4 separate regions of the Homo sapiens genome follow, and all the other regions are linked to region 4. A link is a loop called in an ENCODE intact Hi-C map of the cell type or tissue named here. Cell type or tissue: prostate gland. All regions are shown on one strand. Each heading gives the region's core, and the rest is flanking DNA. Links, peaks and the distances in the headings are about the cores only.

Region 1 (5,981 bases), core at 718-5,717, 90 kb before region 4:
CCTGTTGGGTATGCAGAAAAGTGGGGGCTAAGGGACCCAGCATCAGCATTTAATGCTATGCCTGTCAAGTTACTTCTGCTGCATACAATGACCGGAACCACTGACATGGGAAATTCCAAGGCTCGATGAACCAGAATTAGAGGAGAGCTAGATATTGGGGAATATTAGAAATTCTACCACAGATATGGGTGCAATGGTCTCTTTGTGTCCACATTACAAACATCACAGAGAATCCAGTATGAATTGAAGAAGAATGAAATGATCACAGGCCTGGGAGCCTTCTATCTGGTTGTTACAACCTAAATGTTGGTCCTGACCCATCCAACTCCACAATGTGGCTGCTATGGATTATAAGAAAGCACTATACATTATTGTCATTTTGTTTTTCTTTTTCTAGACAACCACTCCCCCCAACCACCAAGATTCATGGGAATTCAGGCCCCAAGAGCCCATTAACCTTAGAGGCTCCACAGGGTCCAGTCTAAAGAGCCCAGATCAATGAGATCAAGCAAACAGTTTCTCAGAAGTCTATAACAAAAAGCAGACAGCTGGCAGCCAGCGTGAGACACCAAGATTTGTCTTTGTGGACGGCTGGCAGGGGCCTGGGGGAGATGTCATTTTTTAACAGGCCTCAGAATAAAATGGATTTTTTACCTGCTGAAGGAGCTACCAGTTAGCAGACATTGCTCTTCCAGGAAAACAAATACACAGCTGGGATACTCATTTTTCTTCCATTATTAAATATTGTTGGCTTGGTTTTAAAAGATTTCAAATACGGCGGCTCTTTAAAATTCCCTGCCTGCCTCCCTTTCTTCCTCCCCTTCTTGTCTCCCTGCCCTTTGATGGAGTTTCAGCGCCCACATGCATGGCAACAACCGCTATTTCATCTTAAATTTCTATAGCAGAAAATGTAGGTCACTGATCTTAGAAGTGGCCTAGTTTCCTGGCTCTAAATAGAAATCTTTCCCCAGGTTGCGGCTTTTTTCTAGGTTAATGTCTAATAAAAGTATAACCTACTTAGCCAGGCCAAACAAACTGAGTTCTGACCTCCCGTCCACCCAGCTGCTGAATGGTTTTGCAGCTTTAGGATCGTCCAAGGCCACAGCTATCCTCAAAAAGCAGCTTGAGGGCCAGAACATGCCTCTGAGGTCACAGGTGGCAGAGCCTAAGAAGGAGAATGTGGCAGCTCTCACTCCACCTGGCAAAGCAAAGGTCCCGGGGGAACTAAGATGTGTTAGTTGCTCACCCACGCTGAGCACTTCTGTACATCTTCACATTTCATTTTGTCCGGGTTAGCTCAAGGTCGTTCTCCTTCCCCCTGCCTTTCCTTCCTCCCTTCCTTCCCCCTTCTTTCCTCCCTTTCCTTCCTTCCTTCCTTGCCTTTCTTATTTCCTTCCTTCCTTTTCTTTCTTCCTCCCTCTCTTCCTCCCTCCCTTTCCTCCTGCCCTTCCTTCCTTTTTCCCTCCATCCCTCCTTCCTTCCTTCTTCCCCTTCCTTCCTTTCTTCTTTCTTTCCTTCTTTTCTTTCTTCCTTCTTTTCTTTCTTTCTTCCTTTCTTTCTTCATTCTTTCCTTCCTTCCTCCCATCCTTCCTCCCTTCCTTCCTTCCTTTCTTTCTTTCTTCCTTTCTTTCTTCATTCTTTCCTTCCTTCCTCCCTTCATTCCTTCCTTTCTCTTTCTCTCTTTCTTCTTTCTTCTATTTTTAATGCACAAGTAAACCAAGTTTATTGTAGAAAATTGGAAAACACAGATGAGCTCAAAGAATAACAAATTATCCACACTACTAGAGAAAAAACAGGTCAACATTTCTTTATGCATCTTTCCAGGTATTTGGCTATATGTATATACTGACAATGACTTATGTTGAACAAAGTTTGGATCATAATAGTCTGTGGTCTAGTTTGCTCCCTTAACCTATACTGTCACGCTTTTTTCTGGTCAATTTATGTATATGTGTGTGCATATGTAACCTTGAGAATTTTTTTTAAGAATTTTTAATTTAATTTTTTTCTTCAACTTTTATTTTAAATTCCTGGGTACATGTGTAGGATATGCAAGTTTGTTACGTAGGTAAACATGTGCTATTGTGGTTTGCTGCACAGATCAACCCATCATCTAGGTATTAAGCCCAGCATGCATTAGCTATTCTTCCTGATGCTCTAACTTCTGCCAACCCCACCCCCAACAGGCCACAGTGTGTGTTGTTCCCCCCGCCATGCACTCATGTGTTCTCATCGTTCAGCTCCACTTATAAGTGAGAACATGTGGTATTTGGTTTTCTGTTCCTGTGTTAGTTTGCTGAGGATGACAGCTTCCAGCTCCATCCTTGTCCCTGAAAAGGACATGATCTTGTTCTTTTTTATGGCTGCATAGTATTCCATGGTATATATGTGCCACATTTTCTTTATCCAGTCTATCGCTGATGGGCATTTGGTTTGATTCTATATCTTTGCTACTATGAATACCACTGCAAAGATATGCATGCATTTATCTTTGTAATAGAATGATTTATATTCCTTTGGATATGTAGCCAGTAATGGGATTGCTGGGTCAAATGGTACTTCTGCTTCTAGATCTTTGAGGAATTGCCACACTGTCTTCCACAATGGTTGGACTGATTTACATTACCTTGGGATGTTTTTCTAAAATAACAAAATTATATAAAATAAATTGTAACCTGAAAGAGATAGCTCATCATTTTTTAAAGATTGTTTCATTTAGGGTTTTATAAAACAGCCAGGCAGGCAGCTAGTGGAACTTAGCCTGGGTGAGTGCCAGGTACATGGTGTTTTTTATAGTAAACATGAGGTCAGCCTCCTCAGCAGGGAGCACTGCAGGAGAAACTGGCTCTCCTGCTGTTTCCAGTACCAGCTGGAGGTGGTGTGAGGGCATCTGGTGAACTTGTGTCCTTGCCTCTCCCCACTCTTCCACCCACCTGAAGTCCCTCTGTGACTCTGCAGCCTTGCTGGATGGACGATCACTTTTCTGCAGCCCCCTTAACATGGAAACCAAAGCCCATGCGTGGGTCACATGTTCCAAAAGTTCCAGCCCACTAGTGCCTGGTCTCTGTGTGCACACCCAGCCACTGCTGCTCCCTTCTCTGCACTTCAGACGGAGGCCCGTTTCTTATCCAGCAACTCCAGACCAAACAAGAAGACTCCATTGCTTCCCACTCCTTCACCTCTGAAGTCCTAACCCCTAGCAAGTTTTTCCTTCCTCGGGTAGGCGCCCTTAGTCACAGGGAGCCGTGACAAATTTGCTTATAAGTTACTCCTTTGTCATAACCATTCTTTATATTAGACTTTCTCTCTTTGATCTGCTGTGTAGTTTCTGTCTCCTGATTGGACCTGGACTGCCACAGTCAGGCTCCTGACTCAGCTCTCTAACATTAGAGTTGCATGTGGCAAGCCACACGGCCCAAATTGGGCCCATTTATACCAAATGGTGGTGGACCCAGACTTCATCTGCCCCAGCAAAATCTTACCTCCCACTCACAGTGCTCTGAAGGACACCCTGTAGGCCCCTCCTGGGCCAGCTCCTGGGTCACTGTGCAGCCCAGGGCCCCTCCTCCTGCACTTGCTCTCCAACTGCAGACTCAGCCTACCACAAAAACAGGTTCCTTGGCCCCTGACCTTTACATCTTGCTCAAAAGTGCTCATACTGGCTGGGCGCAGTGGCTCACACCTATAATCCCAGCACTTTAGGAGGCCAAGGCAGGCAGATCACTTGAGGTTAGGAGTTTGAGACCAGCCTGGCCAACATAGCAAAACCCCATCTCTATTAAAAATACGAAAAATGAGGCTGCGGCAGGAGAATCACTTGAACCTGGGAGGTGGAGGTTGCAGTGAGCCGAGATCACGCCACTGCACTCCAGCCTGGGCAACAGAGCAAGACCCCTTAAAAAAAAAAAAGGACTCACACCATCATCTCACCTCCTTCCATGACTTCTTGAACTTTAGTGGCTCAGCCCTAGTCATCACTCCCGAAACAGCCTCCTGGATATCTCTGAATTTGACCCAAACTACAGCTGTGCAAGGAAAAGCAGGAGCTCTTCTCCTCCATTTAACATATGAGGAAACTGAGGTTCCAAGTTTCAATGCTGATTCACATGGAGAACAAATGGCATTTCCCAGAAGTGAATCTTCTGATGTCTAGCCCAGGGTACTGCTAACACATCACTGAATTTCTCTCTCTTATTGGGTGAGAAAAGCTTGTTTCTACACAGCTATAGGTGATCTAAAGTCACCTGGAGGGTTTGAACCTCAGTCTAAACAGGGCCTCCACATTTGGCTGCACAGGTTAAGCCCTGTTCAGCTGAGAGCTTCTGTAGGAGCTGAAATTCAGCCTGTGCCCTTCATGGTAAGCCACACACTGAACATAGGGCTGAATCAGCCCAGGGAAATGCATCATCTTGGCACTTGACCACCCATAAGAGGCATTTTTATGAAGTTTCCACAACCACATGGAACTATACTAGCAGCTGAGGTAGCCCAGGTTCAACGCCATTTGAGGGTATCCCTAGCTTTGGCTTTGGGCAGTGTAGACTCAACATTCTATGGGACTCCTGGGCAAGGTACCTGATGGGTGGGTGGCAAAACAGAGGGAAAAGAAGAGAAGTCCTTGCTATCAACCTAAGTCATTTGTTCCTACAAACATCCCTGATTCATGCTACATTCTGTCTGTCTCTCAGACATCTGTCCTTCCAAGTGCTCATGGATACACCCCTCTTGCTGGTATCTAATGCTGTTGGCCCTGCAACTTTCTGTACTCCTTTCAAGCCAAGTTTGGGAGCACTGGAATCCCTCTGGTCCTCCCTGTGCCAGTGGAGCATGGACATCTCCCTAAAGCTGCATATCTTCATGGGCTCTGTGCAACCATTCCCCCTCCAACCTCTCTGGCTGTTATAGTTTGGACTTGTGTCCTCACCCAAATCTCATGTTGAATTTTAATCCCCAATGTTGGAGGTGGGACGTGATGGGAGGTGATTAGATCACAGGGATGGTTTCTTATGAATGGGTGATATGGTTTGGCTGTGTCCCCAACCAAATCTCATCTTGAATTTCCATGTGTTGTGGGAGGGACCAGTGGGAGGTAATTGAATCATGGGGGTGGATCTTTCCCATGCTGTTCTCATGACAGTGAATAAGTCTCACGAGATCTGATGGTTTTAAAAAGAGGAGTTCCCCTACACAAACTCTCTCTCTCTCTTTGCATGCTGCCATCCATGTAAGAAGTGACTTGCTCCTCCTTGCCTTCTGTCATGATTGTTAGACCTCCCCAGCCACATGGAACTGTAAGTCCATTAAACCTCTCTTTCTTTTGTAAATTGCCCAGTATGTCTTTATCAGCAGAGTGAAAATGAACTAATACATTAAGTTAGTACCAGTAAAGAGTGGCATTGAAGAAAAGATACCCGAAAATGTGTAAGTGACTTTGGAACTGAGTAACAGGCAGAAGTTTGGAACACTTTGGAAGGCTCAGAAGAAGAAAGGAAAACGTGGGAAAATTTGGAGCTTCCTAGAGACTTGTTGGATGGCTTTGACAAAAATGCTGATAGTGATATGGACAATAAGGTCCAGGCTGTGGTGGTCTCAGATGGAAATAAGGAACTTGTTGGGAGCTAAAGCAAAGGTGACTTCTGTTATGTTTTAGCGAAGAGACTGGTGGCATTTTGCCCCTGCCCTAGAGATTTGTGAAACTTTGAACTTGAGAAAAATGATTTAGGGTGTCTGGCCAAAGAAATTTCTAAGCAGGTGCTTCCATGCTTCTTGTACAGCCCATGGAACAATGAGCCAATTAAACCTCTTTTCTTTATACATCACCCAGTCTCAGGTTATTTCTTTATAGCAATGCGAGAACTGGCTAACATACTGCTTCCTCAGCAGGAAGAAGGGCACAGGAGCAGGATCCCTAGACAATCTGGATTTCCCTTCATCTCTCCTTCCTTCCCTGAGCCCAACCACATATTCTCTAGACTAGGTAG
Region 2 (5,981 bases), core at 301-5,300, 66 kb after region 4:
CATGCTGGTAGGCTGGTCTTCCCGCCTCCCCCCTCAACATGTGTACTGAAATGCTAATAAATGAATCATCAACAGTAATTACAAATATTCTGGGGATGTGATTTCACAGCTCCCATTTTCAGGAAATTGCATATTTTTGCTCTGTTTGGGTGAAAGCATGTTTATAGTAACAACTTAGTAATAAAAGCCATCTTTGAAAACTATTCTGGTTTTTTTATGTGACTGCAGGGATTTTTCTCACGGCTGACAGCTAAGATTTTAAATAACATTTGTAAAACTTGGACAGATTTTCTGTTCTGCTTGGAAGTGGGTGATTTCACAATCCCCCTTAGTGACATCATGCTTAACAGAACTGCAATGAAAGCGATCCAGCCCCCTGTGCTCATTCCTCACTGTGGCTGAAAGATGGTTACAGCTGTGGAAATGGAGCTTGATTTCCCTATACCAGCAGCTTTGATTCTCTGCTTTCAGCACTTTTTCCCCTGTGATTATAAGCGGGAGGATAGTTTTGAATATGAACTACTAGAGTGCATGTAAAGTTGAATTGTGGAATTATAGTTTTAGAAATTACTTTCAGCCGGGCACGGTGGCTCAAGCCTGTAATCCCAGCACTTTGGGAGGCCGAGGCGGGCGAATCATGAGGTCAGGAGTTTGAGACCAGCCTGGCCGCCAGAATGGTAAAACCCCGTCTCTACTAAAAATACAAAAAATTAGCCGGGCATGGTGGCACGCGCCTGTAGTCCCAGCTACTTAGGAGGCTAAGGCAGGAGAATTGTTTGAACCCGGCAGGCGGAGGTTGCAGTAAGCCGAGATCGTGCCACTGCACTCCAGCCTGGGTGACAGAGCAAGACTCTGTCTCAAAAAAAAAAAAAAAAAAAAAAAAGGAAAGAAATTACTTTCAATGTCTACTAGCAATGCCCTACCACCACCACTATCTCCACAAAATATGTAACAGATGAAGTACAGGAAGAATTGTCAGGTATTTCAAAGCATGCATTAAGCACCTACTCTATCCCTACCTTAGTGAAAGGAGATTTGGCCTCATTGTGACATGTAATCTTCCCAGTCGTCTTTTGAGATGGCTAATGGCAATTAACACCAAAGTCCCAATAATAGCTATTGAGAAAGTATATTACAGGGGTTAAGGACTTGGTCTTGAGTCATAAACCCTGTCTTTTTTTAAAATTTTTATTTCCACAGGTTATTGGGGAACAGATGGTGTTTGGTTACATGAACAAGTTCTTTAGTGGTAATTTGTGAGATTTTGGTGCACCCATCACCTGAGCAGTGTACACTGAACCCAATTTGTAGTCTTTTATCCCTCACCCCCTTCGCACTCTTTCCCTGAGTCCCCAAAGTCCATTGTGTCATTCTTATGCCTTTGCATCCTCAGAGCTTAGCTCCCACTCATGAGTGAGAACATACGATGTTTGGTTTTCCATTCCCGAGTTACTTCACTTAAAGTAAGAGTCTCCAATCTCATCCAGGAGAAACCCTGTCTTTAAACTCAGTTCTGCCACCTTAGTTGTGTGACTCTACTTTCTTAACCTCTCTGTGTTTGGGTCTCCTTGTCTGTAAAATAGGAGTAATAATAGGCAGTTGTAGGGATTAAACCAGATAACGCAGGCAGCACACTCTATCAGTTACAAATTATTGTCAGCTGCAAAAACACATAAGGTTTTATTTTTCTCAAGTAAAAAAAAATTCCAGAATTGTGCAAGCTGCTGCTGATGGTTCAGCAGCTCCAGGAGTTCACATCACAGACTCCAGGCCTTTTCCTCATGGCCCCAAGAATGGCCACACTGTTGTCCAGCTGTCAGGTCCAAATTCCTGGCAGGAAGTAGGACAAAAGGGCGAGCTTCACAACTCAGTCAGCCCAGCCCTTGAGGGGCCTTCCTAGAAGACCCTCTATCACCTCACTTCCCTCTCTCTCCCCCAAACTCCCACATGGCTTCCGGCTTGTCACTCCACTGACATGGCTCTAAGCTTAGTCATGATTCCACATTGCTAAATTTCACAGACATGTTCCTCCTCTTCCTTGACCTCCCTTTCTCAGCAGAGCAAGAGCCCCTTCTTGAAATACGCCCTTCTTGTGGCCTCCATGACACTGCACTCTTCTGCCTCTCTTCCTGGCTCTTTGCCCCCACATCCATCTCCTTTGCATATTCATTCTCCTCAGCGCCAAGACCGGCTTCTTTGCTCCCACGGCTTCCCTTCTTAGACCATCTCAGCACCTCCACCTTCATTTCCACCTACATGCTGATGATACCAACTTCCCCTCCAGGCCACACCTCTCCTCTGAACTCCAGACCTGGGTATCCCTCCCTTACCCACTCAAGTCTTCATGGCCTTGTTTCCAAGGCTTCTCACACTCAATATATCCAAGAGTGTTTGTGATCCCCCTGCCCGTAAACATACAAACAACAACTCCATCAGACTTCAAAAGCCTGGCCCCGTCCGCTTGTTCCCCCACCAAGGGAATGGCACCATCTGCTGTCCAGTTGAGCAAGCTGAAACCTGGGAATCGTCCCTGACTGCTTCCCCTCGCTCTCCTCCCATGTCCTACAGGTCTAGGTGACTTTTATTCCTAAAGATCCCCCGAGTCTGTCCACTTGTCTTTGTCCTGCTCCAAGCCACCCTAATCTCTCACTGGCTTATGGAAATGGCCTCCTCACCAGCAAGCTTGGGTCTACTCTTGCTCTGGTCTTTTCTCTGCATGGGAGTCCTGGAGGTCTTTTCAATACACGAATTGATCAGGTCACCATCACCAACACATGTCACCCTCTCTGCCCTCACTTAAAAACTTTCTGTAGCGTCTCATTTCTCCTATAATACAGGCCAAAATCTTTAATACGACCAACAAAGCGCTGAGTGATGGGCCCTGCCTGATTATGAAGCCTCATCTTGCCCTGCAGGCTCCACACTCTGCCCTAACTGTAATGGCCATCTTTCAAGCCTTCAAGCCTTTGCCCTTGCCACCTCTGTCCATGGTGTGGCAATGGGAACAGGTCCCCTGAAGAGAACAGAGAGGAGAGCATTGGTATAGAGAAGACCCAGTTGCTGAGAGGCTGTGGTGCAGGAAAGGTCATCCATGTGGATAAGGAGGTGGTCCAGGATGCTGGGAAGAAGTGGAGAGGATCCCGGCTGTAATCCCAGCGCTTTGGGAGGCTGAGGTGGGCCTCCCAAAGTGGAGATCACTTGAGGCCAGGAGTTCGAGACCAGCCTGACCAACATGGTGAAACCCCATCTCTAGTAAAAATACAAAAATTAACATGGCATGGTGGCGCGTGCCTGTAATCCTGGCTACTCGGGAGGCTGAGGCAGGAGAATCACTTGAACCCAGGAGGCAGAGGTTGCAGTGAGCCAAGATCACACCACTGCACTCCAGTCTGGGTGATAGAGTGAGACTCTGTCTCAAAATAAATAAATAAAGAAACAAAAGTAGACACGCAGGGGAAAAGACTCACGGTCATCTGACAAAGACTTTGGTGGATGTGCAGAAGAAACCCCAAAGTGTAGATGACAAACACAACCTTAGAGGAGTGAGATATTCCAATGGCAGGAGCCCTAAGACACTGGGAGTTTTTGGCTCATGAAGAACGATGTGGAAGCAGCCACGAAAAGCTAAGAGAATGTTAATCCATGCCCTGGCCTGCCCTTCCTCCAGGACCCATGAAACCAGGACCACCACAGAATAAACGGCCTCCACTCGAGAGAGACACAAGGGAAATGGAGACTTAAGCTCTCCCACTCTACCTCTGGCCCCATTTCCCTTCTCCAAGCCCTCCCTCTGTCCCCTTTCCACAGTCTCTTTCTTTCCCCCAGCTGCTTAGTGGCCTCCCCTGTAAAATAAGGATGGTAACATTGATCTTTAAAAAAGCCTCATATAGACTCTGGAATATGTATCCTAGAAGGATTCTCATACAGGTTCATAAGGGGACATGCGCGCTCATGGTAGTGTAGTCTGTGCTAGCAGGGAGGTGGAGCACTGGAGGAACAGACTTGAGTCATGTAGAGAATGCACACTATGGAATATGATGTAGCCTTCAAAAAAGCAGATTGGATGTACACAGGGCAACACGGATAAGGTATAAAAACAGTTCTCCTAGCACCCAGGCTGCGGCCTCGGAGTACAACTTCCCACTCATCAAAAACCAGGCCTCCTTGGAGAAATGACTGACTCTAGGTCTGAGGCAAGAAATGTGTAAGATGAGCCAGGAACATCTTATACCAGCCTGTAAGAAAGCTGTCAAAGACTAAAAAGGTGGTGTTAATAACAACTTTAGAAAAAACAACATGCAATGGCTCTCATCTGCCAAAGATAGGACAATTTAAGCATTGATTGAATAATAACTGCAAATAATATCATCAAAAGTGTTTGAATTCATGGGTTTTATATTAATCTTAAGCCTTATTTCTATATCTTTGAAGGAACTCATTATTTTGAAAATTGATAAATAAAAGTATCAAGCACTTATCTTGCCTTTTCTATACAAACTACATCTCAGTGTTACTGAAGAATTAGTGAGGGAAAGTTTCCCTTTATAGAATATGCCAGCTAATAAATAAACAAGGAGTGATAGAATTAGATTATCAACATTTTGTAACCCCTAAGGAACTCATGGATCTAGGCACTGACCATCAACGTTGCTGACGTAACAAACAAAAAAAAAAAGAAAAAAAAAACCTCAATATTAGACACCTCTTAATGGAAGTCTAAAAGTTTACATACTAAGTATTTCCTGTCCCCCAAAAATTAGACCTGCATCCGACCAAGCATCTATATAATTACCAATTTGCAGGACATAGAGAGGACAGAGAAACATGTTAAACAGCAGCACAGAGATACAGTCAGAAAAATTCAGACTATAGAAAACTCCCTGAATATATTACCTGATCTTCAACAAATAAATTGCAAGATAAAAAAAGATCACAAACACAATGTATAAATCTTATTTGAATCTTGATTCAAGTAACTAAATAATGATGAGACAATTGGGAAACGCTGATCAGCTGAATAGGTGATGATATTAAATGATCATTGCTAATATTAATATTTATGTATGATAATATGATACAGTGATTACATATTTTTAAAGTACTTATATTTTAGAGGTACATACCAAAATACTTACTGATGAAATAGTGATTCTGCCACTTACTTCAGAGCAATGCGTGAGTAGGAAAAAAATGGGTATAGACAAAATATAATTGGCCACAAGTTTGTACTTGACTTTGAGTGATAAGTACATTAAAGTTAAGATACCATTTGATTTTTGAAAATGTTTGAAATTTTTGCATGATAAAAAGTTTTTTAAACAGTAGTGAGTGAAAAAAGAATGAAAACAGGATGAAAGCTACCATACCATTCATGTAAATTTAAAATACAAACACATAAAACAACACAAATAGAAGAACATACATCAAACATATCAGAACGGTTGCTGTTAGTAAGACTGGGGAATGGACATGGAGAATAAGCTAAAAGGGTAAAAAAATAAGTGAAGCAAGAGAGGGACATTGCACTGATCAACAATGAAGTATCACTAATCAACCAACCCTCACAATCTGAGGCCAAAAAAATTTGTCACACAGTTGTGAGGATTAAATGAAATATGTGGGTACTGTTCCTGGCATAGTGCACGGTACATCATAAGACCTTAATAAATGTTTATTTCCCTCCATTCCCTCCACTTTCCACCATCTCCCTACCCTGCAAAGGAATAATGTTATCTCCTAAGTTAATTTACTTTAAGGTACTAAGCCCTGATAACAACTTTACCCTCTGTTTCATTGGCTGAGGCTTACAAGAGAGGGCAATGCTTAAAAAAATGAATCTCTAATAAGTGAAATTCTTGCATTCCAAGCCCTAAGAAGGCCAACCGTGTCCATTGCAAAGGTGATTTTAGGAAGTTTCAGAACTGACCACCTGCCTACAACTCTTCAGGGTGACAGTTTGGACTCATTTCTATCTTCCTTCT
Region 3 (5,981 bases), core at 625-5,624, 49 kb after region 4:
CCCGGTTGACATGCAAGGAAATGAAGACCTGCGGGGTCCTACAGTGTCTGGGGCCAGACCAGCACCAGGGCACAGACCCCGAGCTCAGTCTTTCCAACTCCTAAGCGAGACTGGGGTTGTCTCCAAAGACAGTGAGGCATTGCTCCATTAGAAATACCCCGTCTCGCTCCACGGTGCTGGGAATATCAGAGAGTACGTTTGGAAAAGTAGAGCTGAGTAGTGGGAGAACCCTCTGCAACCCCAGTGAAACCTCCTGCGTGCAGGCCGCAAGCACTCGTGTAAAACGCAGGCCCCAAATACTAGTAAATGTCATGATCAAATCCACTTCTCAGACAGACTCCTTTACACACAGTTGTTATCATCCACATAATAAAAGGAATTGGATTTCCCTCGTTTGTCTTAAGTCTTTGCACAATTTCCTCCCACCTTTCCTGGGCCTGCTGGGAGGCTCCGCACAACCCCACTGGGTGGAAGGCAGAGTAGGCAGGGGAACCCTGGGCCTGGCAGTTTTGTTACAATACTGTGTCACAACACAGACAGGTGGGGTGGCCAGAGTCAGGCAGAGCGACACAGGGTGTGTCAGGTGGCTCTCTTGTCCCTGCCTGTGCACACACATGATGGAACCCTGGTACAGTAACACAGCATTCAGTTGAGACCGAGGAAAAATAAACGAGGGACAATTCATCCTAACCTAACTCAGGACAGCGGCCAACCCTCTGGTTTTGCCTGGGTCTGAGAGATTTCCAAGGATGCAGGACTGTGTTTTTAAAAGCAGGTTAGTCCCAGACAAACCAGGAAGAGCCGGTCAGCTCAGCTGACCTCTCTACCCTCAGGTAATGCAGCCCCTTGCCTTTATATTCTCCAGTCCTTCCTCAGCCCACTCGCTCACCCCGCCCCTCTGTGTCTCTGAGCAGCCAGGCAAGCTTGAATACTAGCTAATATTTATTGAGCATTTACTTAGCGTCAGGCGCTTTACATCAGGCCTAAGGAGAAAATACGGTTATCACCTCCTGTCACAGATGAAGAAACTGAGGCTGGCAGAATTAGTGTATACAAATAATTCCATAAAACCAGCTTCTGCGCACACTTGAGCTTATAAAAGGTCTCCATACTTTGCCTTCCCAAGTTTGCCAGAGAGAGGGAGACAGAAAAAGAGAGAGAGAGAAAATGAGTGATGAGTGAGAGAGAGAATGAGAATTAAAGGTCTCTCCCTCCATCCTGGAGGGGGACAGGCTGCATCTCAGACATCAGGCCCTCTCAAGGGATCAGAGGATCAAGCCCATCCTCCGCTTGCTCTCTGCACCTCGCCTGTGGAGCTGACACAGCACCAGCTGCAGCTCATTTTACTCCCCGCCAGAAACGAGGGTGTTATCATGTGATATTTTTGCCTCTTTTTATAAATAATTCATCCTTTTTTGCACAAAAGTAAGATAGCCTGAAGCTAGAACATTTAAAAGGAACGTCAGCCCCTTATACATAAACAATAAAGTGCTAGTTTGCCAGAAAGTTTGCGAAAGTCCCGAAGCTAAAATACACCTCGTTCTAGGTCTATTTTTAGCCTGGAAAAGGCTTTCCGATGTCTTTCTCAGTTCACACGTGATAAGGGCTGTGTTATGCTTTCTCTGAAATGGGGCTTTCCCAAATCAGTTACATTTGCACAGGGAAATCTAAAAGATAACTTGCCAAATAAGCATACTTATGAAATCCAAATCCCAAGTACACAAATGCTTTTTTTAACTCCACAAAAATAAATTATAAACAAATTGATAATGGAGTCTACGGTCAACCACGGCTATGAGAAATGGGGCCACAGATTGTTAACGTTTACAGGAGTCTTTTTCCCAAGACTGAGAGGGAGTTTTCCTTTGCAGAAGGATAGCAATTCTGGAGCTGGAAATTACAATCGTAAGAACAATTATGGGAAAAACAATTATGTTTGATGATAAGATTTGGGCCTCCATGTTATTGTGGGCTCCCTTATCCCCTTGATGTCATGCATTAGTTTGGTTTTTTGTTTGTTTGTTTGTATTTGGGACGGAGTCTTGCTCTGTCACCCAGGCTGGAGTGCAGTGGTGTGATCTCGGCTCACTGCAGCCTCCGCCTCCCGGGTTCAAGCGATTCTCCTGCCTCAGCCTCCCAAGTAGCTGGGACTACAGGCACCCGCAACCACGCCCGACTAATTGTTGTATTTTTAGTAAAGACGGGGTTTCACCATGTTGGCCAGGCTAGTCTCAAACTCCTGACCTCAGGTGATCCACTCGCCTCAGCCTCCTGAAGTGCTAGGATTACAGGCATGAGCCACCATGCCCAGCCTCATGCATTAGTGTTTTATGAGAAAGACATTTTATTTCTTTACCTAAAAGGATTTTTTTTAATACTAACATTGCTGTTGTCAAAATATCTTCAGAAGGACACATGACAGACTCATAATGTTGGTTGCCTATGGCAGAGGGTGACCAACCATCCCAGTCTGCTGGGGTTTCAGGAGTCTCCTGGGATGAGGACATTTCAGAGCTAAAACAGAAAGTCCTAGACAAAGCAGGACCAGTTGGTCACCCTACCTAGGCAGGGGAACTCTGGATGGCTGGAACAGGGGCAGGAAAGGGAATAGTAACTGTATCCCTTCATGCATTTGGAATGTTGAACTATGTAAACTTATTGCTGGTTAAAAAAAAATAGGTTAAAAATGTTCTGTCAGTATCATATGAGAGGACTCTTTTTAAATCAGTAGATCACTAAGCGTAGCAAAGAAAAGGTTACTGGACCTATGCAAAATTTATATCAATACATTTAAGGTCTGCTTTATTATTTCATTTGTTTCTGAAATATGTCCTCCAAAAGACTTCACAATTATTCACCAAAAAAACTCAAAAATTTGCAGTTCTTTAATCCTCATTCTCACAACACCAGGCCACTGAGGCTCACACTGTTGTTCCATTTTGAAGATTAGGAAATGGAGACCTAATGAGGTTATCTGACTTGCCCCAGGGTTGGAAATGAGCGTGCCATGCAGCCCGTGTCCCCAGGGCCGCCCTCTCCCGTGCTGGCCTACTTTACAGCTGGCTAGTATCGTCAAACCATGGAAACAGCGAGCTGTTGCCAAAGAGAAATATTTCTATGAAAGTTTCTGAAGTGTCCCCTAGGAGAGCCTGCAGACGTCAGTGACGACATAATATTGCTGACAGAGCCCTCCCCACCAATCGTGCTGCTCAGAGAGTGCCACCCATGGAGCAACTTTTTAGGAGATTCCCACAGGATGGAAAGTCCTGAGGTGCATACGTGGAGGGACCCCACCTTTGAGCTCAGGTGGACCATCTGTCCACAGTTCCTTTCACAGTGCAGTACTTTTCCCATACACATCAAAGTTGCTTTGGATCGAGAGGCGAAGACCAGCAGGGCAGAGCTAAGCAGGCCACAGACATCTTTCCCCAGAAAAGCTGAGGGTGAGAGGCAGGGCGGTTCACCCTCCGGATGGCTGTTTGTAAAGTAAATATTGATTTTGAGCCATCCCCCAACCTGCTCAGGAAAACACACCAGCTGTTGCTTCTGCCTGCAGCTCCAAGTGGCAGTCACTCCCATGTCCAGAAACATCCTCTCCATACCTGTCCCCACTGCAATTCCCACAGCTGGCATCGTCAGCCTCTCCGTGACAGTGGAGTTAGACCTCACGTTTGCAGGAATTTGTGTTTTAATTCCCAGGCAGAGCTCGGGCCTCTGAGGGTTAGGGACACAGAAAAGGTCAGTTTGGGGATGGCCCCGGGTGGATGGCTGTTTCTCCTGTTCCCCACAGTGTGGAGCCCAAACCTTCACCCCTGTGTTGATGCATCCTAGACCCACTTTGGACATTTCCACCTCACAAGTAACGTTGGCAGCCACTTCCCGAGAGGCGCTGCTCTGCGTTCCTGACCATTTTTTTCTCACTCCTCTCCAGCCTCAGGGATACACCCTCCTGTTTGAGACCAGCCCCCACACGTTGGCCCTGAGTTCAACCCTCCTCCACCTCCTCTGAGGCTCTGCTTCACGCATTACCTCTGCTTCCTCCTGTATCTTCACCCTCCAGTAGATATTTCCCATTCTGGTTTCTCACTGAGAAAGAAAAGAAAAGAGAAACCAAGAGGGAGAGAGGGAGAGAGAAAGAGAGAGAGAGGGGAAGAGGAGAGGGGAAGGAAGGAAGGAAGGAAGGAAGGGAGGGAGGGAGGGAGGGAGGGAGGGGGAACGGGAGGGGGAATGGGAGGGAGGGAGGGGGAGCGGGAGGGGAGAGCCTACAACTTTGTGTGTCTCCCTTTTGCCCTCCCTGAACCTCTAAGTGGCATTTGATGATGCCAGGGCTTCCTGCCTTGGAGGTCTCCAGTTTTCTATCTTCCCTCTGACCTCTCTGTCCCCTCTCTCGGGAGCTGGCTCCTCTCCCTTTTAACTCAGTCCCCAGGGCTTCCTGCTGAGTTCTTTTCTCACTCTGGCCCCTCTCCCTGGGTTCTCAGGTACCCAGCATGTCCCACACAAGATTCTTCATCGTTCCCCAAAACCTGCCCTACCTCCAGAGCTCCTACGCTCTGCTGGCCACCACACTGCACTTGGCGGAGGCAGGAACCTAGGGGTCCCCCTACAATCCCCCCATTACTAAGTCCTTCCTCTTCTCTCCAGAAACAGTCCAAATCCAACCACGAGTAAGTTAGTGTAACTTGTTTGTTTATACGTCTCTCAAAACACACACACACACACACACACACGTAATGTCCATCAAATCAGGAGTTGTGTCTGTTTTGTTCATTGGCTATTTCTTCATCAACCAGAAATGTATCTGGCACACAGTAAGTGCTCAATAAATGTTGCTGGACTGAATGGATAAGTACCTACTGCCGTAGTTTATAGCAAGCAACAGGAGTTGAGTGCACGTATTTAAAGTCAGAAGGCAAGAGCTGGAATCTTGGCTTTGCCATTTACTCTCAGTGTAACTTGCACTAAATTAAACCTTAAGTCTCAATTTCCTCACCTGTAATATGGGCATAAAGATAGCAGCTCACTTATCATTAGGATTAAATGAGATAGCACATGTAGAGAACTTAGCATAATAACTGGTACGTATTAAGTCATCAATAAACATTACATATTATGTTTCTTATTGTTGTTCTTTCCTGTCCTCATGTGTCACCTGTATTATAACATCCTTCCAACCGTTCTCCAAGACTCCAGGCTCCTCTCTTCAGGAGAATTCCCACCCTAACATCGTAATCAGAGTGATCTGTCCAAATGCAAAATCAAGCATAATACTCCCTTGCTGAAAACCCTTATGGGGTTTAAACTCTGCCAGTAGAGTCCTAATTCCTTAGTATGGGCCCAGCTTCCCCACCCCCACCTCCCAGCACCCCAAACTCTAAATTCACTAAACTCCTAGCTTCATCTACCCTTACCTCCCAGCACCCCAAACTCTAAATTCACTAAACTCCTAGCTTCATCTACCCTTACCTCCCAGCACCCCAAACTCTAAATTCACTAAACTCCTAGCTTCATCTAACCCTTACCTCCCAGCACCCCAAACTCTTAACTTTACTAAACTCCTTCCATCCGAGCCTTTGCCTAAACTGCTCCCTGGTTCTTCCACCAGGAATGCTCTTCCTTAACCCTCTCCTCTCCATTTTTTGCTTAAAGAACTCCTCCTAATCATTCTACAAACAAGACATAAGCTCCTTTGTGAAGATTTTGCTAATCTCTTCTGCACAATCCCCCACCACCCCATACAAATTCACCCCTGCCCACACACATTCCTCTAGGACAGTTAAGGTGGACCAGCTGTCCCAGTCCAGGCAGGAATGAAGAAGTTGCCCAGAATGTGAGACTTTCAGTGCTAAAACTAGGAGAGTCCGGGGCAAACAAGGGCAACTCTAATAGCACAGATCACATTGTTTTGGAGTTAGCTGTCTTTCTGATAAGATTGGAGGCAGCAGAAAGCTTACTTTGATCATCTTCGTGTCCCCAACACCTAT
Region 4 (5,981 bases), core at 409-5,408:
CAGGGGAAACAGCCCTGGGCCTCTGGAAATGATCAGTCTGTTCCAGGAATAATACCTACCTAAAGGATGCTGTTAAGGACTGAATAAGGAAGTGTGTGTGCAAAGGCACCTGGCACCCAGGAAGACCGCAAAAACTATTCATGGTGGAGGTGGTGGTGCTAGTGGCGACCATTCCTGGTGGTGCTGGTGGTGCCGGTGGTGCCAGGCACCTGCAGCAGGTATTTGGCTAAATTACGTAATTTAATGATCACAGTAACCAAAGAGGTGCATTCCTATAGCGCAGATGGAAAAAGTGGGACCAAGGTCACAGGGTTCATGAGTGAGCAGTGAGGCCAGGAAACACATGCCTGTCTGTCTGCATCCGATTCCTCTTCCTGCCACACTCAGCACCACCTGGCCGGTTGTCTTGCAGACTCTGGGGATAATTCATTCACAACACTCTTACCTGCTCACAGCAGGAAGCCTGTTCACAGCACCCCAGGCCAGATCAGCCATGGAGACATTTATACTAGACACTGTGGGCCACCTGGATGCCAACAGACACACAAGAGCGCCTTGTGTTCCCATCCACATCAACTCAGCTCATCAAAAAACCCATCCCAGGGAAAATGAGCTTGCTAATAAACCAACTAACTAAGCCTAACAAGAAATAACAGCAAATTTTGAGGCACTTTACAAGGAGAGTCACACCCAGGTACTTGTTGGACCCAAGAAGACTCAGGTAGCAAGGCAGGGAGTGGCTCATGACAACCGCCCGGAAGAGTCACGTCTATTTAGTTCTCGAAAATAATGGAAAACAAACTCGGTTTTCGCAAGTGGTATGCTGTGTACACTGAGTCCACATCAGGTGTTCTTGAATTCTCTGATAAATAAAAACCACAAGCAACTGTGGCACCACCGGGCTGGAGGGAAGCGCCGGCTCGCACCTGTCAATACGAGCAGCCTGGGGGCCTTATGGGACAGACCCTTTTTCTGAACTAGTGGTGCTGGAGTGAACACCTTCCAGGTCCCCAGGGCTCGCCCCTCACCCTGAAAAGATTAAATCATTTATTTATAAGAAAATATCTAACCCAAATACAGCAGGCACTGGGGGGCACAGGGAGCTGTGGTTACAATGCAAGCAACATCTGGACCTGCAAACTCATGATGCTGCCACAAGAAGCGTGTGCAAGGAAGGTGGGTGGCTGGGGAGGCAGTCCAGCATCATCCCCAAAGTCTTTACTACTGCTCTCCCCTCTGCTGAGTCACAATGCTCTTTGTTGGTGATGCTTGTAACATAACCCTCCTCTCCCCTCTTCAGAAACTGGCAACACCAAGGTGCCAATCTTTTTTTTTTTTTGAGATGGAATTTCACTCTTGTTGCCCAGGGTGGAGTGCAGTGGCGTGATCTCAGCTCACTGAAACCTTCGCCTCCCAGGTTCAGGTGATTCTTCTGCCTCAGTCCCCTGAGTAGCTGGGATTACAGGCACCTGCCACCACACCAGGCTAATTTTTATATTTTTAGTAGAGATGGGGGTTTCGCCATGTTGGCCAGGCTGGTCTCGAACTCCTGACCTCAGGTGATCTACTCACCTCCCAAAGTGCTGGATTACAGGCATGAGTCACCACGCCCAACCGCCAATCTCTTTAAATGGCTTCAGCTGCCAAATCTCACCAGCAAGTTTGGGTCACTGATGCATCCCCTACCCCTCTTCTCCTACAGACCCTGATCTTCTGGGTAATTTCCCCTGATTTCCTTAAAATGACACCGACAGCCAAGAATTTCACCAAAGGGGGCAAGCACGGGACACAAACTTATGGGTGCATCCAGGGCCCTTTGAGGATAATGTGCCATGTCCGTATAAAGCATCCCCCATCCCCACAGGGTGTAAGAATAACCATACAATTCAGGCTTTTATGACAGGAGATGCAGGCAGTAGAGGGAGGGGCTTTGATCTTAGGACTTTAACTTACTGGCTTCCCGTAGGTGTTCCACGGCACAGCAGGGGAGACAGATTTTGTAGAAGAGGTCAAGGTGAGGATGGCGCCTCAACAGAATCTTCAAAACCAAAAGGCAAGTTGCGGTACCCGCTGACCCTCCGCCATGCAGAGACTGCCGCGGACGCCGAAACACCCTCCTCCCCGTCAGGCTGGCTTGTCCCCGGGCATCTGAACGAGCCAACCTGACAGGATGGGTGCTCAGCGGAGGACACTCTCTGAGAAGCCTGAGATGATGGGGAAACCCACTCTCTAGGGCTGGCTTCCAGCGCAGCTGTTTGGAGAAAGAGCTACCCTGGAGAACCTTAGTCACTGCTACAGTGGTAGAGAAGACGGAGCACAGGAGTAGCTCCTCAGGGAGGAGGGACACAGACCACACCCCCAGCTCCTTGGTGACCTCCAAGGGAACCAGCTGGACGGCAGCAAATGGGCTTTTCCCCCGGCTTTTTCTCAGCTCGCTGTGAACCCGGCCCAGATGCATCCCATGCTTACTCATAGAGTAAAGCAAGCCAGGTATGAGGCAGTTACAAGCCAGCAGTTTTTTATGTGATTGATTCTATCTTCTCTGGAGATGCCCCAAGATTCTCTGGAAACAGTTAGGCCTCAGTATTTCCTAGCCAAGGAGCAAGCTTCCAGGAAATGAGCGAGTGAGCCTCCAATTGTATATGTAGACGTAAAAACAGCATGCATGCCCCTCCACCACCAAGCCTTTTTCATTTCCAAGCTTTTCTCTAATCACCAGGATCCAAACACCTCCAGCCCAGCTCCCATCCCCGCCCTCCTCCTCAGCCTTGGGCCCACCCACCTCTGTCTTCACAAAAGGTGCCCCGCTGGCCGGCACCACAGAAAACATCCAAGCCCAAGGTACTCATGGTTTGTGTGTAAAGGGTTTTTATTGGAGAGCCTGTGGCGCTGAAGTGCCACCAAGGATTTGGAAGGTCACTTTCAGCAGCCGCCATTTCTGCCAGGACCAGTGGCAAGCACCTGGCAGATGGAGCCCGGGTGTTTCTGCGTAAGGCAGAGGAATCCAGCTTTTCCATGAGATTCAGCTGCAGTTGTCGAAAACCCTGTGTGAGCCAGCAGTTCCAGTTCAAAGGTTGAGGGGGCGAACAGCTGCGAGGTGGCCAGGCTCCCGTGAGTCACCACTCAGGCCTGAGTACACCGTGGAGAGGAGAGATAAAGCAGCCACGGCTGTTCTGTTGCCAGTCCCACCCCTCTGGCAAACAGATGGGGGAAAACAGAGAAGGAAAGTCAACAAAGAAGGTGAAATGCAGGGAGCAGAGACTACACGCAGGCCCCCCGTGGCTGGCAATACCATGCGTGCTGGGCCGGCTGCGCCACCCTCACCCAGGGCTTCCCACGGGCTCTGCTCTTTCCTGCAGAGGCGAAACTGCCTTCCTGGCAGGCGGAGGCTGCCGAGCTCCCATGCCCCTTCCCACATATCCCAACTCTTCTCAGAAAACTGAAGAACCGAAGATGGAGGTGAGTCAGGAAAGGCTGGAGTTTTCATCCAAAAAAAAAAAGAGCAGGACAATAAACAGGCAAATACACAAACCCTGGAGCAAAGCCAGGAAAAAAGGGGGAGATAAAAAATAAAAAAATAAAAAACACCTTTCTAGAGAGAGCAAAATCCCAGGGTCCCGAAGGCACTGCTAATAGACTAATAGAAGCATCTTTGTTGCAGCCAATCACCTCTAGCCTGGGAACACCGCTAGTCAGGAGGCCTCAATCAACCTGAGAAGTCAGCCCAAGGCCCTGTCTCCAGAAGCCAGCAGCAGATCCCTGGGTCATGTCACAGGCAAGTCCTCACTTCACCAGCTCAGAGGTGAGCCACTCTCACCTGAACCTCTGCCTTCCGGCAGGGACCTCCTGGGTCCTGTGGGGTCTCCTGGGTCCAGGTGGGTTCCTAGTCCAGCCCCGTCTAGACTGACTTCAAATATAGTCCCCTGACAGTGTGATTTTTTCCAGCCAGCCAAATCACCGTTCATTTTTAAAATGGTTTTTAAAAATTACATTTCTAAGGCAAACAACGTAGAACTGTGACAGAGCAGAGGAACAACAAAAAAGCACAAAGAATGTTGCTAATCACAGGCTGCCTAGCACTTTCCTTTCCCTTCAGAGAAGGAGAAACTGTTTTATAGGTATCACACACGTGCACACGCACACACGTGCACACACACACACACACACACGCACAGTTTTTCCCTGATACTGGAAATTCTTTGTGAACTAGCCACGCTGATTTCTGCTGAACCTTTTTTTTTTTTAAAAAAAAAAAAAAAGGAAGAAAGAAAAGGAGCCACAGACGTGTCCAGGTCTGGAAGGGGCTGACCAGCTCTAAGCACATCCACCTTGAACTCTGACACAGGTAACGCCAAAATGAGGCCAGGACCTGACCAAGCCAAAAAAGCAGCAAAGGATCAGATGGGGTCCAATGTGTAGATCCAGTAGAGAAGAATGTCGGAAATTCTAAATACACAGTTGGACATCCTTCAGGCTTGTTTTAGATTCTTGATCCTCCTGATCTCTTTTACTATTGTCAACAATTGTCTTAAAAAAACTTCTTTAAAATCAACATGTTTCTACCCTTTGCTCCTTAGCAAGGCACAAAGCCTCTTACATGGGGAGTAGAAGTAGGGGGCACTTTAAAGGGATGCCCAAAGGGTGGCAGAAGCAACTCCATTGTGGTGACGTGGAAACGAGCTTGCCAGTGACAGTCTGAGCAGATGCCTGACACGCACGATGGAGCTGGGGTTTTATACATAACGTTCGTTTTGGTTTCAACACCTCCGACGCAAGAGGGCTTCCAGGTCCAGTCCTTCACACCCCAGGTTGCAGCTGACCAACTTTCCACAGGATGCCACCAGGCTGGGAAACAGGTTTTACCTAAAAGAAAGGGAAGGACAAGAGTAAGCCCCTTCTGGCAGAGCCTCGCACCCATTCTGACCCCTCCTGAACATCTCTATCCCTCACCCTCTCAGCCAGTGAAAAGGCCACAGTCCCCAGCCACAGGACCTTTGAGCGTGCTGTCTGGAAGGCGCAATCCACTCTTCCAGCAAACCCCCTCCCTCCCCACAGTTCCCAACTAAGGATCCCTCCCCCAGCTCCCCACACAGACTCCCTAGAACACAACCTCTTTCTCCTTATATCCCTCTCCTTGCCAGCACTTCCAGGGTGTTTACACTAGGGGTTGGAAAACTTCTTCTGTGACAGTCCAGAGAGGAAATATTGTAAACTCTGCAGATCCCACAATCACGGTGATAACTCCTCAACCCTGCTGTTGGGGTGGAACAGCAGCCACAGCAAGAAATGCTTGGCCATGGCTGTGTTCCAGTACAATGTTATTTATAGACACTGAAATTTGAATTGCATGTTACTTTCTCATGTCATAAAATAGTATTCTTCCTTTGGTTCTTTTTCAACCATTAAAATGTGAAAATCATTCTTGGCTCCTGAGCTGTACAAAAACAGACAGTGGGCTGGATTTGGCCCATGGGCCATAGTTTGCTGACTCCTGGTTTATGTATCTGAGTAGTGTTGGTCTCTTGCTTAGACTGGGAGCTTGAGACAAAAGCCACATCTAAGCTTCCTTACCTTTAAACCCCGGGCCCACACCACAGTGTCAGAAAACATAAGAAGTACAAGAAATAAGTTTAGGCCAGGCACGGTAATCCCAGCACTTTGGGAGGCCGAGGCGGATGGATCACAAGGTCAGGAGATCGCGACCATCCTGGCTAACATGGTGAAACCCCATCTCTACTAAAAATACAAAAAATTAGCCGGGAGTGGTGGTGGGTGCCTGTAGTCCCGGCTACTCAGGAGGCTGAGGCAGGACAATGGTGTGAACCCGGGAGGCAGAGCTCGCAGTGAGCAGAGATCGCACCACTGCACTCCAGCCTGGGCAACAGAGCAAGACTCCGTCTCAAAAAAATAAGCATAAGTTTAAAAACTAAATCTGTGGCCAGGCTTGGTGGCTTACGCCTGTAATCCTAGACCTGTGGGAG

The links. A loop is a pair of places that touch in the nucleus more often than their neighbours do. Peaks named below come from ENCODE experiments on the same cell type or tissue, not always from the same donor. Only the 100,000 strongest peaks of a DNase experiment are listed, where the experiment ranks them.
Region 1: a loop joins it to region 4, with 3 times the contacts of the local background. A loop is called at or near these places in 21 of 110 quality-filtered maps.
Region 2: a loop joins it to region 4, with 2.9 times the contacts of the local background. A loop is called at or near these places in 18 of 110 quality-filtered maps.
Region 3: it touches region 4 in a loop (3-fold over the local background); 28 of 110 quality-filtered maps call a loop at or near these places.

Annotation. Positions count from the first base shown.
Region 1 is chr15:92,524,534-92,530,514 of GRCh38, forward strand. No RefSeq gene overlaps it. Among named protein-coding and RNA genes, the nearest start is that of LINC00930, 45 kb to the right of the region's middle. In prostate gland, for the core only: no CTCF peak of the experiment used is centred there; a DNase peak (open chromatin) is centred at 2,808; H3K27ac peaks cover 1,264 bases.
Region 2 is chr15:92,681,166-92,687,146 of GRCh38, forward strand. No RefSeq gene overlaps it. Among named protein-coding and RNA genes, the nearest start is that of FAM174B, 28 kb to the left of the region's middle. RefSeq lists a silencer at 2,274-2,568 and an enhancer at 4,872-5,041. In prostate gland, for the core only: a CTCF peak has its summit at 2,497 (motif pointing left); a DNase peak (open chromatin) is centred at 2,486.
Region 3 is chr15:92,663,869-92,669,849 of GRCh38, forward strand. No RefSeq gene overlaps it. Among named protein-coding and RNA genes, the nearest start is that of FAM174B, 11 kb to the left of the region's middle. RefSeq lists enhancers at 1-31, 519-1,018. In prostate gland, for the core only: no CTCF peak of the experiment used is centred there; no DNase peak of the experiment used is centred there; H3K27ac peaks cover 465 bases.
Region 4 is chr15:92,614,597-92,620,577 of GRCh38, forward strand. It overlaps FAM174B (family with sequence similarity 174 member B), which reads right to left. Exons shown (of 3, transcript NM_207446.3): 3 at 2,852-4,863. The coding sequence ends at 4,860. Among named protein-coding and RNA genes, the nearest start is that of FAM174B, 38 kb to the right of the region's middle. In prostate gland, for the core only: a CTCF peak has its summit at 3,110; DNase peaks (open chromatin) are centred at 2,555, 3,185 and 5,275; H3K27ac peaks cover 5,000 bases.